2 separate regions of the Homo sapiens genome follow, and region 2 is linked to region 1. A link is a loop called in an ENCODE intact Hi-C map of the cell type or tissue named here. Cell type or tissue: mammary epithelial cell. All regions are shown on one strand.

Region 1 (5,000 bases):
GGTCTACAGAATAGGTATTAAGAATGTTTTCTGAACACTAGCTCTGTGTATATATAGCCTTTGCATTCTGATAGCTTATATGTAGATAGTTTATTTTAGTTGTTCCTTACTTTATTACTTTTTTTAATGTTTCTATTTCTCCATATAAAACTTTTGAAAGAATTTTATTTATATGTACATAGTTTATTAATAATAGTTCTTTATTGCTTTTTTTTAAAGTTTCTGTTTCCTCGTATGAAACTTTTGAAAACATTTTACAGTTTTCCTTGGTGTTTAAAAAGCCCATTTGTTTTCAGAACTGTCAATATTTCTACCATTTAGTTCAGGTATTAATGGGTATTCTAATTTTTTTTTAAAAAGAGCAAACTTTGTTTCTTATTTAAGTTTTTATAACTGACCAAAAGTGCTTTTTCTTTTTTTTTTTTCTTTTTTTTTTTTTTTTTTGAGACGGAGTCTCACTCTGTCACTGAGGCAGGAGTGCAGTGGCACGATAGCTCGGCTCACTGCAAGCTCTGCCTCCTGGGTTCACGCCATGCTTCTGCCTCAGCCTCCCGAGTAGCTGGGACTACAGGCGCCCCAAAAGTGCTTTTTCTATTTTGATGTTACATTTTTCATGTAAATTTTTGATGCTGTGATAAAATGTATGCATATTTTGAATGTGATTCATTATGTACTATATTTTCAGCTATATGGTATATGATGAGATAAGGAATATTCACAGCATATATAGGTAATAGTCACTGTATCTATATCTGTATTTTACTTCTTCAACTTTTCTATAGTTCTCTTAAGCCAGGAGTATTCACGGTATGTATATGTAATATTACTTAATGTTACATATTATTATTATTATTTTTTTTTAGTTCTTCAACTTTTCTGTAGTTCTCCTAAGCCAGCCTTGAGATATGCAGCTGTGAGGACCTTGAACAAGGTAGGTGTTTCTTTGCTAATTATTGACTTATATCAGTATTTAATTGAGAAACATTAAATGTGAAGCATTTGGTTTTCTCTCCAAGGTTAGTATATGTGATTTATGGGCTTCACCTCTACAACACTTCACTTGTATTTGTGGCCTTGAGTATGCTCATTTTTATTATTATTTAGCTGAAGATTATAACTCATTTCTGACTTCTAAGCATTTTATATTCAAGAGCCACACTGTCCAATATGGTGGCCATTAGCCACCAGTGGCTATTTCAATTTAAATTAATTAAAATAAAAAATTCAACCCTCAGTCACATGAGTCACACTTCTTGTACTCACAGCCACATGTGGTCAGTGGCTGTTGGACAGTGCAGATCTTGAACATTTCTGTCATTGAAGAAAGTTCTCTTGCACAGTGCTGGTCTACAGCAGCCCTGTCCAGTAGAAACCCACTGTGAATCACATATGTAATATTAAATTTCATAATAACCACATTAAAATTTTTAAGGTAAAATTAATTTTAATAGTATATTTTATCATAATACATATAATATGTCATCTCAACATGTAATAGATATTTTTACATATCTCAAGTTTTTGACATCCAGTATATTTACATTTACAGCATACTCAGTTTGGATTAGCCACCTTTCAAATGCCTGGTAGTCACATGTTGCTGTTGGCTATGTTATTAGACAGTATAGATTTAGAGGATATAATACAGAAACACAGAATAAATTAAATAAGCATAGAAAATGTAAATGAAAGTTAAATGTAATAGAAGACTTGTCATAGGCAATACATAATTATAAATTAATTGTGTAAACAGTCGAAGAAAAGAGAAGTTTAGAGCAGCCATGGAAGAAACCTTTATAGAACAACAATTTAAATGGTTTTTTATTTATTTATTTTTTTTGGAGACAGAGTCTCACTTTGTCTCCCAGGCTAGAGTGCAGTGGCACGATCTTGGCACACTGCAACCTCCGCCTCCCAGGTTCAAGCGATTCTCATGCCTCAGCCTCCCAAATAGCAGGGATCACAGGCACCTGCCACCACGTCCGGCTAATTTTTGTATTTTTAGTAGAGACAGGGTTTCGCCATGTTGGCCAGGCTGCTCTCAAACTCGTGACCTCAGGTGATCTGCCCACCTCGGCCTCCCAGAGTGCTGGGATTGCAGGTATGAGCCACCAAGCCTGGCCTAAATTGTTTTTAAAGAGTTGATACAGGTCTACAATCCCTCATCTCTAATCTTGGGGCCAGATGTGTCTCAGAATTTGCTTTTAGTTAAATTTTAGAAAGGTTATATGGTGTTATCTCTTATTTACTAACCCCAGTGGGCCTGGGGCAGCATCCCACCATTAAAAAACATTAATATTTTTGCACAAAACATATGACTATCCTTGTCAAGTGGTATAAATTAAGAATTAAAGAGTTTCGCATTAGTTTGGGTCATGTTTTGCTGTTAAATGGATTTTCATCCCAGTGCTCTGCTTTCCAGAGTGTTTTCAGATTTTCCAAATTGTGGGTAAGGGATTCCATACCAATATTGGGATAGACAAAGAGGTGGGACAACATCAACAAAAACAAGGATGCAGGAGAATGGCAGACCATGTAGTAACCATAGATAATGCAGTTTGGCTGGAGTTTGCGTCTTGAAATGCAGCAGTATTTTTTAACTGATAAGATATTAACAGTCTTTGTCGAGCACTGACTACTATGCTAGATCCTGTTGTCAGTACTCCTAACATCTAATAGAATAGACGTATATGAACACACGTACTATAAGGAAATACAGGCCAATTATAATTTTTTAAAAATGGTAATGTTAGAAAGGTTAGAGGAACCTAACAAAAGAGAGTACGATGCTATACTCTGGCCGTTGATCATTTATTAAAAGATATACCTTGTTAACTGGAGCCATTCTTTTTGTTTTTGAAGCAATTACTTTTAACTTATCCTGTCCTCTTTGGATTGCCACTTACCTCAATTAAAATTTAAGTTCTGGCCTTTATCAAAAGCAATTTGCTTAATTTTTTTTCTTGCCCTTCCACAAGGTGGCAATGAAGCACCCCTCTGCTGTTACTGCCTGCAATCTGGACTTAGAAAACTTAATCACAGACTCAAACAGAAGCATTGCTACCTTAGCCATTACTACACTCCTCAAAACAGGAAGTGAGAGCAGTGTGGACCGGCTCATGAAGCAGATATCTTCTTTTGTGTCTGAAATCTCAGATGAGTTCAAGGTAAGAGTTTAAACATGATCATATTTTCTCCCAGTCTGTTGGCTGCCTATTTATTTTCTTAACGGTATCATTTGAGAAGCAGAAGTTTTAAATTTTTATGAAGTCTAATTTATCAATTTTTTTCTTTCATAGTTATTACTGTTCCCTAAGAAACCTTTATCTACTTGTTTTCTCATGCTTTAGGCTAAATGCTTTATGGTTTTAGATTTTACATTTTAGGCAATGATCCAACTTGAATTACTGTTTGTTTGGTAAGTTCAGTATTTTTTCCATACCTATATCTACTGTATTCCACCATAATTTGTTGGAAAGACTTCCTTTTCCCTGTTGGAGTGCTTTGGCACCTTTGTCTACAAAGCAAATACCCATATATTTTAGGTATATTTTTGGGCTTTGTATTATGTTACTGAACTGTTTGTCAATCCAGTACCAGTACCACACTAATATTGATTAATGTAGCATTATGGTACCTCTTAAGTAGTGCGGTCTTCCAACTTTTTCTTTTTTAATATTCTGGTTCCTTTGCATTTCCTATGAAATTTAGGACCAATTTATCAATTTCTACTAAACAAGCCTGCTAGGATTATGACTGGGATTGTGTTGAATCTATAAATCAATTTGGGGAGAACTGACATCTTAACATTATTTTTCTATTTCATGAATATGGTATATCTCTCCCTTTAGATCTTCTTTAATTTCTCTGAGCAGTGTTTTGTAGTGTTTACTCTAGAGGTCTTGCAAATCTGTTGTTAAATTTATATCTAAATATTTTATGCTTTTGATATTTTATTAAAATTTTTATTTTATTGTTTACTATTAATGAAAAACTTTTAAAAAATACTTCTCCATATTAACTTGGTATCCTGTAACCTTGCTGAGTACTTTTACTGGTTCTAGTCATCATTATACGTATTCCTTGAGATTATCTATATAAATAATTGTGCCATTTGTGAATAGAGGCAGTTTTACTTCTTTATATCCAATCCAAATGCCTTTCCTTTGTTTTTCTTGCCTAATTAAAAAAGTACTTCCAGAACAGGGTTGAATAGAACTGGTGAGAGTATGTCAGAGATGATTTTAAAAAAATAAATAAATAAATTTCAGTTAAAAGAATAAAAGTAGAAACATTTTATTGCTTCATTCTTTTTTTATACTCAGTCAAGTAATATAACTAACCCTATTTACTCTCTACTTAGTATGCATCCAGACTTTTAAAAAACAAACTTTACCCATGTATTCAAGCAGACAGTTTTGTGCATCTGGTGTAGCAGTTGCTGTTCTAGTTTTTTCAAATTGCATTTGTAGGAGTGAGTTTTTTGCTAAAGACGTGTATTTGTTATTAAGATACCTTGGCTTTGATTTTGAGTGCCTGTGGTAGTGGGATCTTCGTATGACCTCTTGAGCAGTACACAGGGTCAGTGGTCTCTATGATTCCTCAGTGACTTAGGGTACAGGCATTAGTTGAGGTTGTGGTGAAGTTTAGCTGGGGATCTGGACACATAGTCAGTCAGTCTTTGGGCTCCAGTAGTGGCAGCAGTACACCAAATGTGCCTATTTTTAGGCCCAGCTTACACTGGCTCCAGTGTTTGTGGGTACTAGAGGGCTATCCTTGGGCCTCAAGGTGGCTTGCTAGAAAGAGATACTGAGAGCAGTGAGCTCAGTGTGTGAGTGGGTTCTCCGGCCCCTGGCAGCTGGGGTGGTGTGGGTGATGGGCAGTAGTGATGTTGGAGCAACCTACAGGGACACAAGCAGTCTTATGTTGGTGTTGGCAGAAGCTGCAATGGGTTGGGTAGGCTGCATTTTCCGCATTTTCTTTAGGATTTTTAGTCTTTT
Region 2 (5,000 bases), 280 kb after region 1:
TGTATTCCCCTCAAGCCTCATGTTGAAATCTGATCCCCAAGATTGGCGGTGAGGCCTAATGGGAGGTGTCTGGATCATGGGAATAGATCCCTCATGAATGGCTTGGTGCAGTCCTCACAGTTAGGAGTGAGTACTTGCTCTATTAATTCTCTCGAAAGCTGGTTGTTAAAGAGTCCGGCACCTCCCGACTCTCTCTCTTGCTTCCTCCCTCACCGTGTGATCTCTGCACACGCCAGCTCCCATTTGCCTTCCATGAGTGGGAAGCAGCCTGAAGCTCTCACCAGATGCCCAATCTTCCAGCCAGCAGAATCATAATCCAAATAAAACTTTTTCCTTAATAAATTACCTAGTCTTAGGTATTTCTTTACAGCAATGCAAACAGATTAAGACACTACCCTTGAAGAAGCATATTCAGAAAACAGCGACCAGAATAGTAAGGGAACTTGGGCCCATAATATGAATGCTTGAAGGAACTGAGGTTATTTAGGAGTAAGAGCTAGGAGAAGCAGGCTGGTGGTCTTCAAGTAATTAGTGGATTCACCTCTCAAAGGGAAATAAACTTGCTCAGTAGAACCAGATGATAAACCAGGGCTGATAGGTGAAAACCATACAAAGATTTCGCTCTCTATAAAGAAGAACACTAACAACCTTCCCCAACACAGAATAGGCTCCCCTGAAGGCAGGAAGCCATCTAATCATAGCCTAGATTGACTATCTGCTAGAGGTTTGAGCACAGGTTTAGATAATTTAAGGTCATCTAGGTCTAAAAAAAGAACATTTTAGAACATTCTTTTTCCCTGATATGACCTTGAATGGTAATACTGACCATCAAAACCTCACAGCGCTCAAATCTAACTGATGAGATGAAAGGCATACTTGAATTGGAATAATCTAATCTATTTCTGCATGAGGCTGCTGACAATAATCTACTTGAAGGTAAATTGACAAAAAGGTCCCAACTCTGGGCTTATTTCTAACATATGGGTTTCATAAACCAAGCCTAAAAGCCAAATTAGAAATAATTTGCACATTCTTTTTAGCTGGGGATAGCTCTTGCTCAGTTGTGAACAGCCTCCTGAGATGTCACCATCTGATCTAAGGCTGGGGCCAGTTGGCTTATTCCTGAAACAGGAAGGGTGACAGAAGGTATCAAGTTAGGGAAGTGAGTGTTTTACCCCCAACATCATACACCAGTGCATCGTCATGGTAGATCACAGAGCCAAAGATCCCAGAAAAGTATAAGACAAGTTGCTGAGAAGCAGAATTGCTCAGCTTGGAGCATTTGACTACCAATCCAAAAGCCTCATATCCAAATCCAAGGGTTTTTTCCCCCATATGCAACAGAAAAGCATGTTCTGGGAATTTATGCTCAAACCAGGCTCCTGCTCATCTAGACTAAGGTAACAATAACTTCATGAATTCTATTTCCCAAAGAAACTTAATATAGGAAAGTTCAAAATCAGTCTTTCAAACCTTTGGCTGCATCATAATCTTCTCGGTGGTTGAACTTATGTTTCATTCATTGCTGTAATGGTACACCTCCACCTTAGGGCATGACTTTATGCCTGAAACTTACTTGACCACACAATGGATGTTTGTTGCTTGGCTGAAATTAAGTTTCAGAAACTCACCAGCTCATCAAAGTCATCTAACTTGGTACATTTGTACCCATAGGGGAACATCAGCAGCTGGGAATAGCTGTGGAGGGTAATGAAGGCCTTGACTTTTCCATGACTCTTGATGAAGTCCACTATGGATTTCACTTCAACTTCAGAGTTGGCACTGGGTCCGTGGTATGAATCAGAGCAAGGGTTGCTGCTGGCTCCAGGTCCTGGGGAGATGCAGAAGTAGCCCAGTGAGGACAGTGAGCTCTAAGAAGACACTGTAGGGAGGAGGTCACCATGCATCACTAATTTTCTCCTCTGGAAGTCGGGGCAAGATTGTCATTGTGTTAGATCAAGTCTCTTCCAAAGGTTATAGTCAGAAAGCCTAACTGAAGTGATTCTGGACACATCTCTTCTTCAAAAAATATGGTTCCTCTATACAGTAGAAAGAGCCATCTAATTAGATCATCTCCTCTCTGTAGGAGTTATTGGAAGAAAAGCTAGATTTAATATTATGGATGGAATTCCTGCATTGGGTGGGAGTTTAGCAAGTTCATTTTCTGGGATCTCATCCAATTCTTAGAGTCCAACAGTAGAAGATTCTATGCATCTGTAATTCCAAGGCACAAAGCCAGAAATGCAAGGAACCTCTGACACCCTTTCTGCAATGAGGAAATCATGACTACATTTGACAACAAGGCCACCTTTGGCCTTGATTTTCTCAGCAACTAGAGTGGCTCAAGACCACTGAAATGGGTCCATTGTAGGCCTGGCCAGGGCTCTCACTGCTAGAGAAACTTCCAGGGGATGAGTAGGGGTCAGGATTCCCTAGGCTCCCCATGTGATACAGACAAAACGTCACCTTATTTTAAAATTATTTAATGAAAATAATATCGGGGGGATTGACATTGAACTGTGGGCCATTGCTCAGTATTGTGCTTTAATTATTTTTCCACTACACTAAAAAAAAAAGAAGAAGAATTGTCAAAGCAATGAATGAAGTTGCCACTCATCCATATCCTGTAGCAGTTCTCTACAGTCCTGTCTTAGTTCCATAACTCTAATTAATTAATTTGTCTTACAAATACATAGTGATTACCTTCTGCGTTGCAGACACTGTGCTAGGTGTTAGGAATACTACAGTGAAAAAGACACAGCTCCTGACCTCAATTTTATCATAGCCTAGTGAGGGGGAAAAAATTTAATTCTATGGTTACTGAAACATAAGGGGTTTTCACCAGTACCTGAGGCCATAAAGGAGCCCCTAACTAGCCTGACACGGAACTCCAAAACATAAGCGCTGTCACAAAGCCAGGGCAGCAAGCTCACATTTTATATTTGAATCTGTTTTGAAAGTCAGTTTCTCCATCCTGTGTGTATGTACTTCTTTTTAGTTTTCTTTCTCGAAGCATCCATAGATGATGTAATGCTTCTCCTTGGAATAGATCCTATCCCCCTCTAGTGGCTGGCTCAGGGCTTCCCGAGTCCTCCCGCCACTGTGCAAAGTCTTGCTCCCGCTGCACAGAAGGCTAACCGGGCGACAGCTTGTGGGAAAACCAAGATGTGAGACAAAATATATTAAATGCTGCTCAGAGCTCTGTGACAGCACTGTGCTCCTGTGAAGGGAATTTAGTTAAGTGTTTTTCAAAGAGGTTTTTAAATGGCTTAAATCCTGGATGGGCTTAGCCAGCTGATGCACTGCAGGGCCATTTGAACCAGCTTGTGGGCCAGACCACGGGCTGACCATCCCTGGGGGCAAGTCCCTGCGCTCACCTCCAAAACCTGCATCCCAGTTCCGGTTAGGATCCACACCAACACAGAGGCTTCCAGATACCTTGGACCGGGTCTTCCGCCACATACGATTCTTTCAGATCCCACCCAAAAAGCACATGGAAAAAAAGAAAGAGGGTCATTCAGCCTGATCAGAAGGTTCCTTTAGAATTCTGTCAATTTCCCTAGTTCTCTGGGACACTCCTTTCCCTTGGCTTGGGGAGGTGTTGGACAGTCCTCATACAGGTTCTGCTAGGAGTTTCTCTGCCATCTCACCAAAGTGAGACATGAATACGCCCCCATCTCCTCAAATGAACGCCTGCCAAACACGTGCCATGGAACCCTAGTTCTGTCCAAGGCCAACAGCAAGAACCAAAAGCAGAAGAGAGGGTTCTGCAATGAGCCTATTTGGGGAAAATATGGAGCTAACTTGGTAAACTTACTTCAGAACTTCTAAGGATTGTTAATGCCTTGTTTTTTATAAACCTCTAAGAAACGGATACGGTGGGCGGTGTTTCCTGGTCTTGACAATGGAACCCTTGATTCATATGGTATCTCATGGGATGAGTACTAGTATTAGTATCAGTTTCTTTGAAAATGTCTTTGAAAACGCTACCGTAGTTAGCTCTTTCTAAAAATAAACTTGAAGCTGTCATTCATCTTGAATATATGTGGGGTCATGGTTGCTACAATAGTGTATTGTAATGAGATTTTAAGGGAAAAAAAAAACCATGTAACTCTTTTAAGTGATATTATGGAGGATTTCTCCCACAGATTTTAAGTAAAATGCTAGATGTACTGTACTGCCCACCTAAATCCTACTGCAATCTAATTGTCAGCAGGTAACATCCGCCTCCTCTTTTCTATCAATCCTACCACAAAAAATTGCAGAGATAATTGGAACAAATCTCCTAGATGACTCATGGTGAACACTGAGCTCTAATAGCCCAGCCTAACAGCTGAAATGGGCTCTGGCTGAGGCAACATATAAAGACATCATGTGTTGGAATAAGAAGTGATTATAACCACTTCTCTAACCCTCATTTCCGGGTGACTACTGAGAAATTAGACATTCCATTTAGAGTAAATCAAGAAAAGAATGAGTATTTTTATTTTGCTTTTGAAGTTCCTACACATCTCCTTAGGTCCTTGTTGAAGAAGGGAACAAAATCCAGGCTTACTTTGGTTTGAGAGAACACGTATCCATCAGGGTTTGTGACTGGCAGGAGGAAGATATCCAGGGCATCCAGAATGGAAGTGATGGATGGGTCCTTTCCATAATCAGAAACAATCTGAGCAAAGACAAGATACATGTCAACCTCACACACCGCTTTTGTTGGGAACACAGGACAGAATAGTAAGGTAGTGTTTTTTCCAGATGTGAACCAGGGATCACTATTGATCAAGGAAAGTCTTCTAGGCATCCAGCAGTCCGGTCTCCTGCAATGTTAATGTGTTGAATATGCTAGCGTCTATACTTTTATTTCTAATCAGAATAATTTACTTCTATTGAGTAAAAATCAGATATCATATATCTACTCTTTCAAAAGCAGTAACATTCTTCCTATCCATCCCAGTGAGACATTTTGCAATAGTGAGCAGTGATATATGTGACTTATGTGGACC

Evidence for each region. Hi-C counts contacts between places; a loop is a spot of excess contacts. Peaks named below come from ENCODE experiments on the same cell type or tissue, not always from the same donor. Only the 100,000 strongest peaks of a DNase experiment are listed, where the experiment ranks them.
Region 2: a loop joins it to region 1, with 11 times the contacts of the local background. A loop is called at or near these places in 2 of 110 quality-filtered maps.

What each region holds. Positions count from the first base shown.
Region 1 is chr7:130,559,200-130,564,199 of GRCh38, reverse strand. It overlaps COPG2 (coat protein complex I subunit gamma 2), which reads left to right. Exons shown (of 24, transcript NM_012133.6): 11 at 864-931; 12 at 2,979-3,167. Among named protein-coding and RNA genes, the nearest start is that of COPG2IT1, 18 kb to the right of the region's middle. In mammary epithelial cell, a CTCF peak has its summit at 2,984 (motif pointing right); a DNase peak (open chromatin) is centred at 3,039.
Region 2 is chr7:130,276,294-130,281,293 of GRCh38, reverse strand. CPA2 (carboxypeptidase A2) reads right to left here. Exons shown (of 11, transcript NM_001869.3): 7 at 4,556-4,666; 8 at 3,378-3,468; 9 at 1,632-1,831. Among named protein-coding and RNA genes, the nearest start is that of CPA2, 12 kb to the right of the region's middle. RefSeq lists an enhancer at 2,931-3,225. In mammary epithelial cell, a CTCF peak has its summit at 3,054 (motif pointing left); a DNase peak (open chromatin) is centred at 4,333; H3K27ac peaks cover 1,103 bases.